Regions from separate parts of the Homo sapiens genome. Here all the other regions are linked to region 1. A link is a contact called in ENCODE Hi-C or POLR2A ChIA-PET data. All regions are on one chromosome and are shown on one strand. The core of a region is the stretch at or near the end of the contact, and the rest is flanking DNA. Distances in the headings are between cores, read along the strand shown.

Region 1 (4,338 bases), core at 886-3,385:
TATATATATATATATATATTTTTTTTTTTTTTTTTTTTTTTTTTTTTTTTGAGATGGAGTCTTACTCTGTCTCCCAGGCTAGAGTGCACTGGCATAATCTAGGCTCACTGCAACCTCCGCCTCCCGGGTTCAAGCAATTCTCTGCCTTAGCCTCCTGAGTAGCTGGGATTACAGGCGCCCGCCATCACACCCAGTTAATTTTTTGTATTTTTAGTAGAGATGGGGTTTCACTATCTGGGCCAGGCTGGTCTTGAACTCCTGACCTCGTGATCCACCCGCCTCAGCCTCCCAAAGTGCTGGGATTACAGGCATAAGCCATTGCGCCGGGCCACAAATTTTTTTTTAAAGAATTAGCTGGGCATGGTGGCACCTGTAGTGGCACACCTAGCATGGTGGCATGCTAGGACCTGTAGTCCTAGCTACTCAGGAGGCTGAGGCAGAAGGATCACTTGAACCTGGGAGGTTAAGGCTGCAGTGAGCTGTGATCGGGTCACTGCACTCCAGCCTGGAGTGAGACCCTGTCTCAAAAACAAACAAAAAACCAAACTTGGATAACTGACAGAGTTTAGGATAGAATTACATGGAAAAACCAACAAAACAAGACAATTATTAACTCCAGAAAAAACTAAAAGTTGTGTGGGAAAGGAAAAGTAATCATAGTTTGGTACATAACTTGGCTGTGACTACCGTTTACATGATTATAATAGCATATATACTGAAGATTAATCAAACAGAATATAACTATCTTGGGAAGATGGAGAGATTAAAAAAAAAGGTTGGGGGTGAATATGGGGTGAAAGTGATGGAGAAAAAGAGCTGAAGTCTCCTCTGGTGTCTCAGCACTCCACCCAAGGTAGAGCCTCTGGATGGAAGAAGGAATCTCCCACCTCTCCACCACACTCCCCCAGGATTTACCTTCAGCATCAGGTAGCTAGGGGCAAGATGAGAAATGCTGATATGCTGGTCTCTGACTGGGAGCTGTGGGAAGAGAGAGGTTCTGAGTTGCAGCAGTCTGGAGTGGAGTCTCTTGCTGAACAAAGGGAGAGGTTTGGTTTAAATACCACAGACTGACTCTCACATTCTGATCCAAGAGTTTTCATAGATTTTTTGGAACAGATGTTTCTTCATTTGCTGTTTGCCCTTAGGACCATTTCAAAGGCTTTAAATGGTTAATGGTTGTTTGTTGTTTTAAATAATTTTCAGTTTCACTAGGGGTGAATCCCGAGCTCTTCATGCCGTCCTGCTGTTAGTCTCTCTTGGTATTATTCTTCACCTTTCCTGTGAGTTTAAAATTATCTCAAGAAAAGTTAAAGCTCTTTAAGAATCACAATAAAGTAGTTATTAGGAATAAATAAAAACGTAGAGGGGCGCGGTGGCTCACGCCTGTGATCCCAGCACTTTGGGAGGCCGAGGCGGGCAAGGATCACTTGAGGCCAGCAGTTGGAGACCAGCCTTGCCAACATGGTGAAACCCCATCTCTACTAAAAATACAAAAAAAAAAAAAAATTAGTCGGGCATGGTGGCTTGCACCTGTGGTCCCCGCTACTTGGGAGGCTGAGGGCTGGATGGTTTGAGAGCGGGAAATCCAGGCTGCAGTGAGCTGTGATGGCGCCACTGCCTTCTAGCCTGGGCGACAGCGCGAGACCCTGTCTCAAGAAGGAAAACAAAAAAAAACAAACAAAAACATACACACAAAAAACCACAAAGTGTGTTCACGTTTGCTATGACTCCCAGACAACAATTGTAAACACTCGCGCCGGGCGTGGTGGCTCACGCCTGTAATCCCAGCACTTTGGGAGGCCGAGGCGGGCGGATCACGAGGTCAAGAGTTCGAGACCATTCTGGCCAACAGTGAAACCCCGTCTCTACTAAACACAAAAATTAGGCGGGCGTGCTGGCGCGTGCCTGTAGTCCCAGCTACTCGGGAGGCTGAGGCAAGAGAATCGCTTGAACTAGGAAGGCGGAGGTTGCAGTGAGCTGAAATTGCGCCACTGCACTCCAGCCTGGGCCACAGAGCGAGACTCTGTCTCAAAAAAGAAGGAAAGAAAGAAAGAAAAAAAAAAACACTCGCAGTGTTTACTCCTAACGCGTGGAACTTGTGTCGACATCCACCCCCGGTTACTGCATACTCAGTCACACAAGCCATAGCAGGAAACAGCGAGCTTGCAGCCTCACCGACGAGTCTCAACTAAAAGGGACTCCCGGAGCTAGGGGTGGGGACTCGGCCTCACACAGTGAGTGCCGGCTATTGGACTTTTGTCCAGTGACAGCTGAGACAACAAGGACCACGGGAGGAGGTGTAGGAGAGAAGCGCCGCGAACAGCGATCGCCCAGCACCAAGTCCGCTTCCAGGCTTTCGGTTTCTTTGCCTCCATCTTGGGTGCGCCTTCCCGGCGTCTAGGGGAGCGAAGGCTGAGGTGGCAGCGGCAGGAGAGTCCGGCCGCGACAGGACGGTACGTGCCCCGCGCTCGACCCCCGCGCTGGCGGCGCCGGAGCTGTCCCAGACCCCAAGCCCCGACGCCCGGCCCTGAGTCAGCATTGCAGCAGGCCCTGCGCCGCCGCGCCCCGCGTCCCACCCCGCGCCGCTCCTCACAGCCCTGCGCTCCGGGAAACTGCAGGTGGCCGGCAGTGGCCAGGGGATGGCGGGGGCGCTTCTGGAACCTGACTCAGTTTTGTAGGTTCCTTATCTCGGTTGTTTACCGCGGGCTTTGCGGAATGCCCCCGCTTCCGTTTCCGCCCGGCTCCGAACCCCCGAACCCCTTCTACCCGCAACTCCGCCCCGGATTCCCAGAAAGGGGCGACCTGGGCCACAGCGGTACAAGCTGCACCCCGATGGACCTGAGAGACCGGAAGTAACCCTTGGCCAACTCTGGCCGCCCCCTGCAGCCGCAGCCCCAGAGGCCCACCCGCGAGCTTCAGTGGCGGGCCCTCAGCGTCGTGTAAACTTTGCTTAAAATGATCTTGAGAGTTCAATTCTTGGGGTGAACTGTTGAGAAGATCTGGCATTTTTCCTTTCGAAAGTTGTTGGGAACGTGGACTTTCCCAACAATTGTGTATGCGCTCGATCTCACTCAGTGGGAGCCGCCGCCCTGGAGGGAATTTCACAATAGCCTGGTCAGGGCGGTTATTTTCCAGAGCAGTTTAATGTCTATTTTGCCCAAGTGCAAGGAAAGCTTGCCTTGGGAAAGCTGGGAATGCTTGGCTAATGAAAAGTTTTTAGAGCCTTTTAAAATGAACCTGTTTCTGCCACTTTTCCACCGCCTCAAAACGACTGGGAAATGTAAACTGGCTTCAAGATGTTCTTGCTTGAGGGTGTCTGGATTTGGACAGAAGGCCATGTTCTTTTAATATTAACAGTGGCACGCAGTAGAACAAAGGCCACTGAAATTCAGAATCAGTTTTTGGCTCCACGGGCAGGAAGTAAATTCAAGGACGCCAGAGGTCTTGCGAATATTTTAATTGGTTGACATTTGAAATTTGTTCTTAAGCAATGAGGGGTGAAACCAGTAGGGGGATAGCGTATAGCATAAGTAAAGCTTTTTGGACATCAACAAACTGCGATAATCTACAACAGACAGCGGGCTCTGGAAGGTTTGACCTGCTTTAGAGAGAGATTTCCGATAAGAGGAACGGAGTTTTTGGCACTTTTCGGTTTGGTGATTCCCCTAAATAACCTTACAAAAGTTTCGTTGAACAAAAAACCTGGCTGGAGCTCCAAGATCTTTTTTTTTTTTTTTTTTTTTTGAGACAGCATTTCACTCTTGTTGCCCAGGCTGGAATGCAATGGCACTATCTCTGCTCACCGCAACCTCCGCCTGTCGGGTTCAAGCGATTCTCGTGCCTCAGCCTCTCAAGTAGCTGAGATTACAGGCATGCACCACCATGCCCGGCTAGTTTTGTATTTTTAATAGAGACGGGGTTTCTCCATGTTGGTCAGTCTGGTCTCGAACTCCTGACCTTAGGTGATCCGCCCGCCTCGGCATCCCAAAGTGCTGGGATTACAGGCGTGAGCCACCATGCCCGGCCCAACTCCAAGATCTAAACAAAAAAGACTGGGTTGAAAGGGAGTTTTTAATGTTTACTGTTTGCTTTACATCCATTTTCTTGTTTTGTTAATACTTGCTTTACTTAAGCTTTTGGGTCAAATGTCCTCGTTAAAATGGCTTTCTCTAGCGACTTTATGTTTTACGTTTCTGTTTGTAACTGACATTTGACCTTCTTTTAACACGGTATTACTTGCTTCCTTATACCGGTTTCCAAGGTGAAGCCATTTGCAGGGTCGCTGGGTTTCCCCCTCCCCCCGAAAGTCTTGCGCGACCCGGGGTGGGCCGGATAGTG
Region 2 (4,338 bases), core at 690-3,189, 2.8 Mb after region 1:
CAGGAAGGTAATTTGGCATGCAGCCACTATTTTTGAGTTGATGCAAGCCTCTCTGTATGGAGAGCTGGTCTCCTTTATCCTGTGGGAAAAGAGAACAAAGGAGCATGGGAGTGTTCAAGGGAAGGAGAAATAAAGGGCAGAGAGGCAGCGGTGGTGTCAGGGGAAGCCCACAGGAGTTAACAGCAGGGTTGCCTCAACCTAGAGAGGAAGCGACCTGGTGCCCTCGGCTCTGTGGCTTCCTTCATCTAACAACATCTTCCACTCTACAACAATGCCAGGGAAGGCGGAGGCTGGTACAGTGCATCAAGACACAGCTACTCCTGGGTGACAGAGGTTCAGGGCCAGCTCACTAAGTAGGCAGAAGTTTTTGACATATACTTTGAGAGATAAAGCAAGATTCTGTACCTCAACCTTCAGAATTTCCCCTACCACTCATTATAGTTCCGGAGCTATATAGCTCCTATCATTCTATCATAACCTTAGAATACCAGAGAACATATCATCTCATCTAATTATCTCTTACTATATGTGAAAAAAATGAAGGACATGGGGGAAGTGTGACTTGCCCCAAATCACATATTTCATGGTAGAGCCAGGTCTTCTGTTTGTCATATCAGTGTTCTTCCTGCCACAACCATCTTGAAGAATCTATTTCTCAGTAAGAAAATATCTTTATGGAGAGTAGCTGGAAAACAGTTGAGAGATGGAGGGGAGGCTGGGGGTGTGGAGAGGGGAAGGGGTAAGTGATAGATTCGTTGAAGGGGGGAGAAAAGGCCGTGGGGATGAAGCTAGAAGGCAGAAGGGCTTGCCTGGGCTTGGCCATGAAGGAGCATGAGTTCACTGAGTTCCCTTTGGCTTTTCCATGCTAGCAATGCACGTGGCCCAGCCTGCTGTGGTACTGGCCAGCAGCCGAGGCATCGCCAGCTTTGTGTGTGAGTATGCATCTCCAGGCAAAGCCACTGAGGTCCGGGTGACAGTGCTTCGGCAGGCTGACAGCCAGGTGACTGAAGTCTGTGCGGCAACCTACATGATGGGGAATGAGTTGACCTTCCTAGATGATTCCATCTGCACGGGCACCTCCAGTGGAAATCAAGTGAACCTCACTATCCAAGGACTGAGGGCCATGGACACGGGACTCTACATCTGCAAGGTGGAGCTCATGTACCCACCGCCATACTACCTGGGCATAGGCAACGGAACCCAGATTTATGTAATTGGTGAGCAAAGCCATTTCACTGAGTTGACACCTGTTGCATTGCAGTCTTCTATGCACAAAAACAGTTTTGTTCCTTAATTTCAGGAGGTTTACTTTTAGGACTGTGGACATTCTCTTTAAGAGTTCTGTACCACATGGTAGCCTTGCTTATTGTGGGTGGCAACCTTAATAGCATTCTGACTGTAAAATAAAATGATTTGGGGAAGTTGGGGCTCTCGCTCTGGAGTGCTAACCATCATGACGTTTGATCTGTACTTTTGATATGATATGATGCTCCTGGGGAAGTAGTCCCAAATAGCCAAACCTATTGGTGGGCTACCCATGCAATTTAGGGGTGGACCTCAAGGCCTGGAAGCTCTAATGTCCTTTTTTCACCAATGTTGGGGAGTAGAGCCCTAGAGTTTAAAACTGTCTCAGGGAGGCTCTGCTTTGTTTTCTGTTGCAGATCCAGAACCGTGCCCAGATTCTGACTTCCTCCTCTGGATCCTTGCAGCAGTTAGTTCGGGGTTGTTTTTTTATAGCTTTCTCCTCACAGCTGTTTCTTTGAGCAAAATGGTGAGTGTGGTGCTGATGGTGCACCATGTCTGATGGGGATACCTTTAGTGGTATCAACTGGCCAAAAGATGATGTTGAGTTTAGTGTTCTTGAGATGAGATGAGGCAATAAATGAAGAGGAAGGACAGTGGTAAAGAACGCACTAGAACCGTAGGCATTGGCATTTGAGGTTTCAGAATGACTAATATTTTAGATGAATTTGTTTGACATTGAATGTTCATGTGCTTCTGAGCAGGGTTTCAATTTGAGTAACCGTTGCAATAACATGGGGCAGCTGTTTTGCTCTTTGTCTTCATGACAACTGTACTTAAGCTAACAGCCCTGAAACATGAGATTAGGCTGGGCAGAATGCTGCTAGAGAGGACCACTTGGATGGTCTTTATTCTCCTTCTCCATGTCCCTCTCCATCACCTGGAAGTCACCTCTGGGTGCCACTCTGGTGCCTTCCTTGTCGAAGCTGTAGCTGCTCACATGACACCTATCCCTGTTATCCAGTTTGCTTGACTGGGACGTTTTGCCTTCCCCTTCAGCCAGGAAGTGAAAGTCCCAGTTTTTATTTATCACAGGTGTTGGTATTGGTGGTAGAAGAGGTAGAATTATGGAATCAGGCCTCCTGTCAGGATTTCTTTTTGACAGTCCCTCTCAGACACCTCTGCCTAAGGCCAGCTTTGCCATTACAAACTCTCCCTTCTCCCTCTCTCCCTTCTTCTCTTCCTCTTCCTTCTTCTCGCTCTTTCTCTCTCTCTCTTTCTCCCTCTCTGTCTCTTATACACATACACAAAGATATACTCTATTCCAACATCCTCTACCCAACCTGACAGAGATGTCCTTTGCTGTAGGTTCAGCAGTGGGGATGAGAAATACAGCTCTCAAACAGGATAACTAAAGCTTATTATCTTATCAAGCTTGTTCCCTTGCAGACAAGATTGATCAATTATCATAGGCTTTCTGGGTGTTCTTTCTGAAGCTTTCTCAAAGTCTCTTTCTCCTATCTTCCATTCAAGGCAAATGATTGCCATTTAACATCAAAATCACAGTTATTTATCTAAAATAAATTTTAATAGCTGAATCAAGAAAATCTCCTGAGGTTTATAATTCTGTATGCTGTGAACATTCATTTTTAACCAGCTAGGGACCCAATATGTGTTGAGTTCTATTATGGTTAGAAGTGGCTTCCGTATTCCTCAGTAGTAATTACTGTTTCTTTTTGTGTTTGACAGCTAAAGAAAAGAAGCCCTCTTACAACAGGGGTCTATGTGAAAATGCCCCCAACAGAGCCAGAATGTGAAAAGCAATTTCAGCCTTATTTTATTCCCATCAATTGAGAAACCATTATGAAGAAGAGAGTCCATATTTCAATTTCCAAGAGCTGAGGCAATTCTAACTTTTTTGCTATCCAGCTATTTTTATTTGTTTGTGCATTTGGGGGGAATTCATCTCTCTTTAATATAAAGTTGGATGCGGAACCCAAATTACGTGTACTACAATTTAAAGCAAAGGAGTAGAAAGACAGAGCTGGGATGTTTCTGTCACATCAGCTCCACTTTCAGTGAAAGCATCACTTGGGATTAATATGGGGATGCAGCATTATGATGTGGGTCAAGGAATTAAGTTAGGGAATGGCACAGCCCAAAGAAGGAAAAGGCAGGGAGCGAGGGAGAAGACTATATTGTACACACCTTATATTTACGTATGAGACGTTTATAGCCGAAATGATCTTTTCAAGTTAAATTTTATGCCTTTTATTTCTTAAACAAATGTATGATTACATCAAGGCTTCAAAAATACTCACATGGCTATGTTTTAGCCAGTGATGCTAAAGGTTGTATTGCATATATACATATATATATATATATATATATATATATATATATATATATATATATATATATATATTTTAATTTGATAGTATTGTGCATAGAGCCACGTATGTTTTTGTGTATTTGTTAATGGTTTGAATATAAACACTATATGGCAGTGTCTTTCCACCTTGGGTCCCAGGGAAGTTTTGTGGAGGAGCTCAGGACACTAATACACCAGGTAGAACACAAGGTCATTTGCTAACTAGCTTGGAAACTGGATGAGGTCATAGCAGTGCTTGATTGCGTGGAATTGTGCTGAGTTGGTGTTGACATGTGCTTTGGGGCTTTTACACCAGTTCCTTTCAATGGTTTGCAAGGAAGCCACAGCTGGTGGTATCTGAGTTGACTTGACAGAACACTGTCTTGAAGACAATGGCTTACTCCAGGAGACCCACAGGTATGACCTTCTAGGAAGCTCCAGTTCGATGGGCCCAATTCTTACAAACATGTGGTTAATGCCATGGACAGAAGAAGGCAGCAGGTGGCAGAATGGGGTGCATGAAGGTTTCTGAAAATTAACACTGCTTGTGTTTTTAACTCAATATTTTCCATGAAAATGCAACAACATGTATAATATTTTTAATTAAATAAAAATCTGTGGTGGTCGTTTTCCGGAGTTGTCTTTATCATCCTTGCATTTGAATATTGTGTTCAAATTTTTGATTGATTCATTCAGTATCTGGTGGAGTCTCCAATATTAGAAAT
Region 3 (4,338 bases), core at 869-3,368, 2.6 Mb after region 1:
GGACAAATTTCTCCAAAGGACCAAAAGATGTGTTAGTAAGAGGGGTTCACAAAGACTGTGTTTGTGGGAAAATTGAAGTGTGAACAAAGAAGGTCTACCAGGACAGGAAATACTTTTGATCTGTCATTTATCAGATCAGGAGGGAGGGACATGAAGCCTGCCTCCTCTTACAGCTAGGTCATCAAAGAGTTTGACTGTAGCATTTTAAAATAGCGAAGAAAAAAAGGTAACAACACTAGGGGTTTGTTAAACAATTTATGATATAATTAGAGAATGGAATATTATGCATCAATTACAAATAATGTTTATAAAGATACTTAAATGACATGGGAAAATGTTCAAGATATAACAAATAATAGTACATATCTGATGAAAACTATAAGTAAAACATGATATTAAACATGTAAAAATCTTAACAGACCAACAGGTGGAAGGCAGTGGACCAGAATATTAGCAGTGTTTATATTAGGGTGGTAAGAATGTGGATGAATCTTGTTTTAATGCTTATAATTTTTCTAAACATTCTCAATGAAATATGCCTTACTTTTATAGTCAGAATAAAAAGCAATACAAGTTATCTTTTAAAACAACCCACATACACAAAACCCCCAACTAGAGTAATTGCACAAAGCTTAGATTATCAAAAAGAAGAAAAAAATTACTGGAAAAGTTTTGAAGAAGTCATTGAGTACAAGATACTGACGTAGGTGCCGGAAGAAGAGAGCAGTTGGCCGTGCTGGTGGAATAACCCTCTCTGCAAAGGGCCTGGGAGTTGAAGAAGGGTGCAGTCGGGTGGTGGTTATGAATCTCAGAAATCCTGCCACGGAGCCTCCTTTTGTGCCCTATTACTTAACCTTGAGGGACATAGAGAGCATGAGACACCAAGGGGCTTTTGGTTGCCTTACTGTCCCACTAAGAACATAGAATGTTGTTTTGACTTTCCCTTTGCTTAGGGAACCTCCCCCAGATACTCAGCTGGCTGGCTGCTTGCACGTAGAATGGGTTTTGCAAAGTTCCTAGAAGTGAGTTGGAGGAGGCTTGACATAAATCAAGCACTGTGTGCTAAATGCTCCAGAGGGCTACCTTATGTCCTACACAAATGTTACATTTCTAATATTTGTAACTCCTTTAAACGTTTATGCAGATGTTTCCCAATTCCTCAGTAGAATTCTTACCATTATCTTTTTGACACAACCTGTCCCCATCCTATGAAAATCTCTCCTCTGCTAGAGACTTTATTCTTTCTTTCTCTCTCTCCCCCTTCCTTCCTTCCCTCCCTCCCTCTTTCTTTCTTTCCATCTTTCTTTCTTTCTTTCTTTCTTTCTTTCTTTCTTTCTTTCTTTCTTTCTTTCTTTCTCTTTCTTTCTTTCTTTTCTTTCTTTCTTTCTTTCTCTTTCTCTCTCTTTCTTTCTTCCTTTCTTTTTTCTCTCTCCCCTTCCTTCCTTCTTTCCTTCTTTTCTTTTCTTTTCTTTTCTTTTCTTTCTCTCTTTCTTTCTGTCTTTCTTTTCTCATTCTGTTGCCCTGGCTGGAGTGCAGTGGCATGATCTCGGCTCATAGCAGCCTCCACCTCCTGGGTTCAAGCGATTCTCCTGCCTTAGCCTCCCTAGTAGCTGGGATTACAGGTACCCACCATGATGCCTGGCTAATTTTTTGTATTTTCAATGGAGACGGGGTTTCACCATGTTGGCCAGGCTCGTCTTGACCTCCTGGCCTCAAATGATCCACCCACTTTGGCCTCCCAAATTGCTGGCATTACAGGCGTGAGCCACTGCACCCGGCCTGTTCCTTCTTAAGAACACTTTGTCTCCCCTTTAATCTCTGCTGGATTTCAAGCACCCCTTTTACACAACTCTTGATATCCATCAATAAAGAATAATTCCCATAAGCCCATCATGTAGTGACCGACTATTTTTCAGTGACAAAAAAAAAGTCTTTAAAAATAGAAGTAAAAGTCTAAAGTCATCAAAACAACGTTATATCCTGTGTGAAATGCTGCAGTCAGGATGCCTTGTGGTTTGAGTGCCTTGATCATGTGCCCTAAGGGGATGGTGGCGGTGGTGGTGGCCGTGGATGACGGAGACTCTCAGGCCTTGGCAGGTGCGTCTTTCAGTTCCCCTCACACTTCGGGTTCCTCGGGGAGGAGGGGCTGGAACCCTAGCCCATCGTCAGGACAAAGATGCTCAGGCTGCTCTTGGCTCTCAACTTATTCCCTTCAATTCAAGTAACAGGTAAACAATGTTAATGTCTTTCTTTCTGTAAATATTTTTTGAGGTCTTCCAATTGGCTTAGTTTATTTTAAATTTCTAACAATGTGTGAAATTTGAACATTTGAAGTGTAGTTTTGCTGTAATAGGGCAATGTGTTATTTTGAAAATCATTGATTCTCAGACTACAATATAGTATCTTAACAAAAGTCCCTTGGAAATAAATTTTCTAAGCTATTAGTTTCTCTAGCTATTAGTTGATAGTGTCCCAAGAATTTATTATTATTATTATTATTTTAAATTGAGATGGGGTTTCACTATGTTGCCCAGGCTGGTCTCAAACTTCTGAGCTCAAGCAATCCACCTGCCTCTGCCTCCCAAAGTGCTAGGGTTACAGGCATGAGCTACCATGCCCGGCCAATAATTTTTAATTTATGTATCGTTTCTTTCTTTCTTTCTTTTTTTTTTTAATTTAAGAAAGCTGCTGTAAGTAGATTGGCTCTGGAAGCTCTGAATTTAGGTTGCCTATGTTCCTAACACAGGTCCAATTCTCACTAGGTAAGCTTAGGCTTAGCTATTATTTAAACTCTCCAAACCTCAGTTTCCTTAACTGTAAAGTGGGAATAATAATAAACCTCACCTCAAGGTCATTGTGAGGTAAAATGAAATAATCCATGCGAAGGGCTTAGCTCAGTCAGGCTTCAAGATAAATGTGAACTGTAATTACTCTATCTACCTGAATTGAATGAGTTCCAACATGAATTCTGGAGTCACCACAGAAGCTGCTACAACACCAATATTAATAAATTAGTTTTCTTTTACAATCGGCCAAAATGTATTTTCTTAGATTAAAATTCTTTAAGTTCCCAATGACGATGATGAGGAGGATAATACATCTAGCACTTTGAGCAGCACACAGTTCTCGTAACTAGAAGGTAGGTATTACAGTTAACTTCATTTCAGATGAAGAGACTGAGGGGTAGGCACATTAAGGGATTTGCCCAAGGATGTACAGGTGGCAGCTATAGGAGGCAGGGTCTGAACCACCTTAGTCTGACTCCAGTGCCGGTGTTGTTGATTATTATGCTATTCCATCTAACATGGTGTGATTTGTAATTTCATGGACTCAGGTAAATCCAGGGTTAAATTAACTTCGGAAAATCACAAGCACAATTCCTAACAGAAAGAATTTGTTACTTGGGTGGGCTGGAGTAAGATGCTCATTCAACGTGTTCTCAGAGTTAGAAAAAGGCCCCCGCTTGGTTCAAAAACTGGACTGATAGGGGTCAACAGTCATGCTTAAATAAGGACAGTTATTTTTCCCTGAAAGATACATTGAAAAGCCAGTATCCTCAATTTTCTTTCTTATTTTGGCAGTACAGAGACTGCATTATTTGTTGTTATTCTTAAACATTAAGTGTACATAGCCCAAAGAGTATAATTTCCCAATCTGCAGAGGTACAGTAGTTGCATATATACCCGTTTATTTTATGGTCTGACGTACCAGTGAGCACAAATTGTGTATATTTATAAAACGTGTTGATATAATGAAAGACATGAGTTGGCAATGAGATCTGGTACCAAGCGTTTACAGCTACCAAATATATTCTACAAGAATCTTTAACATTTATTTTAAAAAGGTCAAACCTTATTTTTAAGAGATCTCTCAAACTTAAAGAATATTTAAAATTACTTAATTTGTTAGACAGTCAAGGGAAGCCTACCCTGACTGAAAACTATTTAAAATTGGTAATTGTACACTAAATACTTTTCTGATGTGCTTTGTGGACACCTATCTGTCATCAACTTATTCACTCTCTTTTGAAGAGTTTTTGGTAAGACTCAAAACTTTGTATGTTTTCTTTAGAACATTTATTAAAAGGGGACTAGCTAGATAAGTGGTTGGAGAGTTCACACACATAGGGCCTTTGTTTTCTACTTTGACATATATTTACTTTTCAAATGCCAATTCACTTTTCTAGTAACTTTTAGCATTTGATACTGAGTGGCTATCTAATGAAGAAGGAAAGAGATGGGAGTGAAGGGGACACTTTTACAGTCTTTTCCAGTAAGAAAACTTACGAGCAAGAAAAGAATGACCACATAAAAAATGTATGATTTGGCCTGGTGTGGT

What was found. Hi-C counts contacts between places; a loop is a spot of excess contacts on that map. ChIA-PET counts read pairs that join two places held with the same protein, here RNA polymerase II (POLR2A). Pooled maps may share reads with other maps.
Region 2: a pooled map shows a loop between it and region 1 (3-fold over the local background). The contact joins the enhancer-like site here to the promoter of CFLAR in region 1. A Hi-C loop is called at or near these places in 3 of 50 pooled maps. POLR2A ChIA-PET finds 5 or more read pairs at or near these places in 2 of 52 experiments (activated CD4-positive, alpha-beta T cell and activated naive CD4-positive, alpha-beta T cell).
Region 3: a loop to region 1 is called in a pooled map, with 10 times the contacts of the local background. The contact joins the promoter of CD28 here to the promoter of CFLAR in region 1. A Hi-C loop is called at or near these places in 1 of 168 maps with a recorded cell type or tissue (naive thymus-derived CD4-positive, alpha-beta T cell), 2 of 37 single-sample maps with no recorded cell type and 11 of 50 pooled maps. POLR2A ChIA-PET finds 5 or more read pairs at or near these places in 1 of 52 experiments (activated naive CD4-positive, alpha-beta T cell).

Annotation. Positions count from the first base shown.
Region 1 is chr2:201,114,029-201,118,366 of GRCh38, forward strand. CFLAR (CASP8 and FADD like apoptosis regulator) reads left to right here and starts at 2,136. Exons shown (of 10, transcript NM_003879.7): 1 at 2,136-2,453. It overlaps LOC105373836 (a long non-coding RNA gene), which reads right to left and starts at 2,656. Exons shown (of 3, transcript XR_923785.3): 1 at 916-2,656. RefSeq lists enhancers at 2,122-2,381, 4,022-4,071 and a silencer at 2,412-2,621.
Region 2 is chr2:203,869,717-203,874,054 of GRCh38, forward strand. It overlaps CTLA4 (cytotoxic T-lymphocyte associated protein 4), which reads left to right. Exons shown (of 4, transcript NM_005214.5): 2 at 870-1,217; 3 at 1,662-1,771; 4 at 2,992-4,249. The coding sequence ends at 3,096. Among named protein-coding and RNA genes, the nearest start is that of CTLA4, 4.1 kb to the left of the region's middle. RefSeq lists an enhancer at 1,738-1,847 and a silencer at 2,068-2,157. Within about 2 kb of position 1,940, at least 2 of the 41 ENCODE cell types and tissues checked have a DNase peak (open chromatin) inside an H3K27ac peak, as active enhancers do.
Region 3 is chr2:203,704,521-203,708,858 of GRCh38, forward strand. CD28 (CD28 molecule) reads left to right here and starts at 2,119. Exons shown (of 4, transcript NM_006139.4): 1 at 2,119-2,228. The coding sequence starts at 2,177. RefSeq lists an enhancer at 1,999-2,148.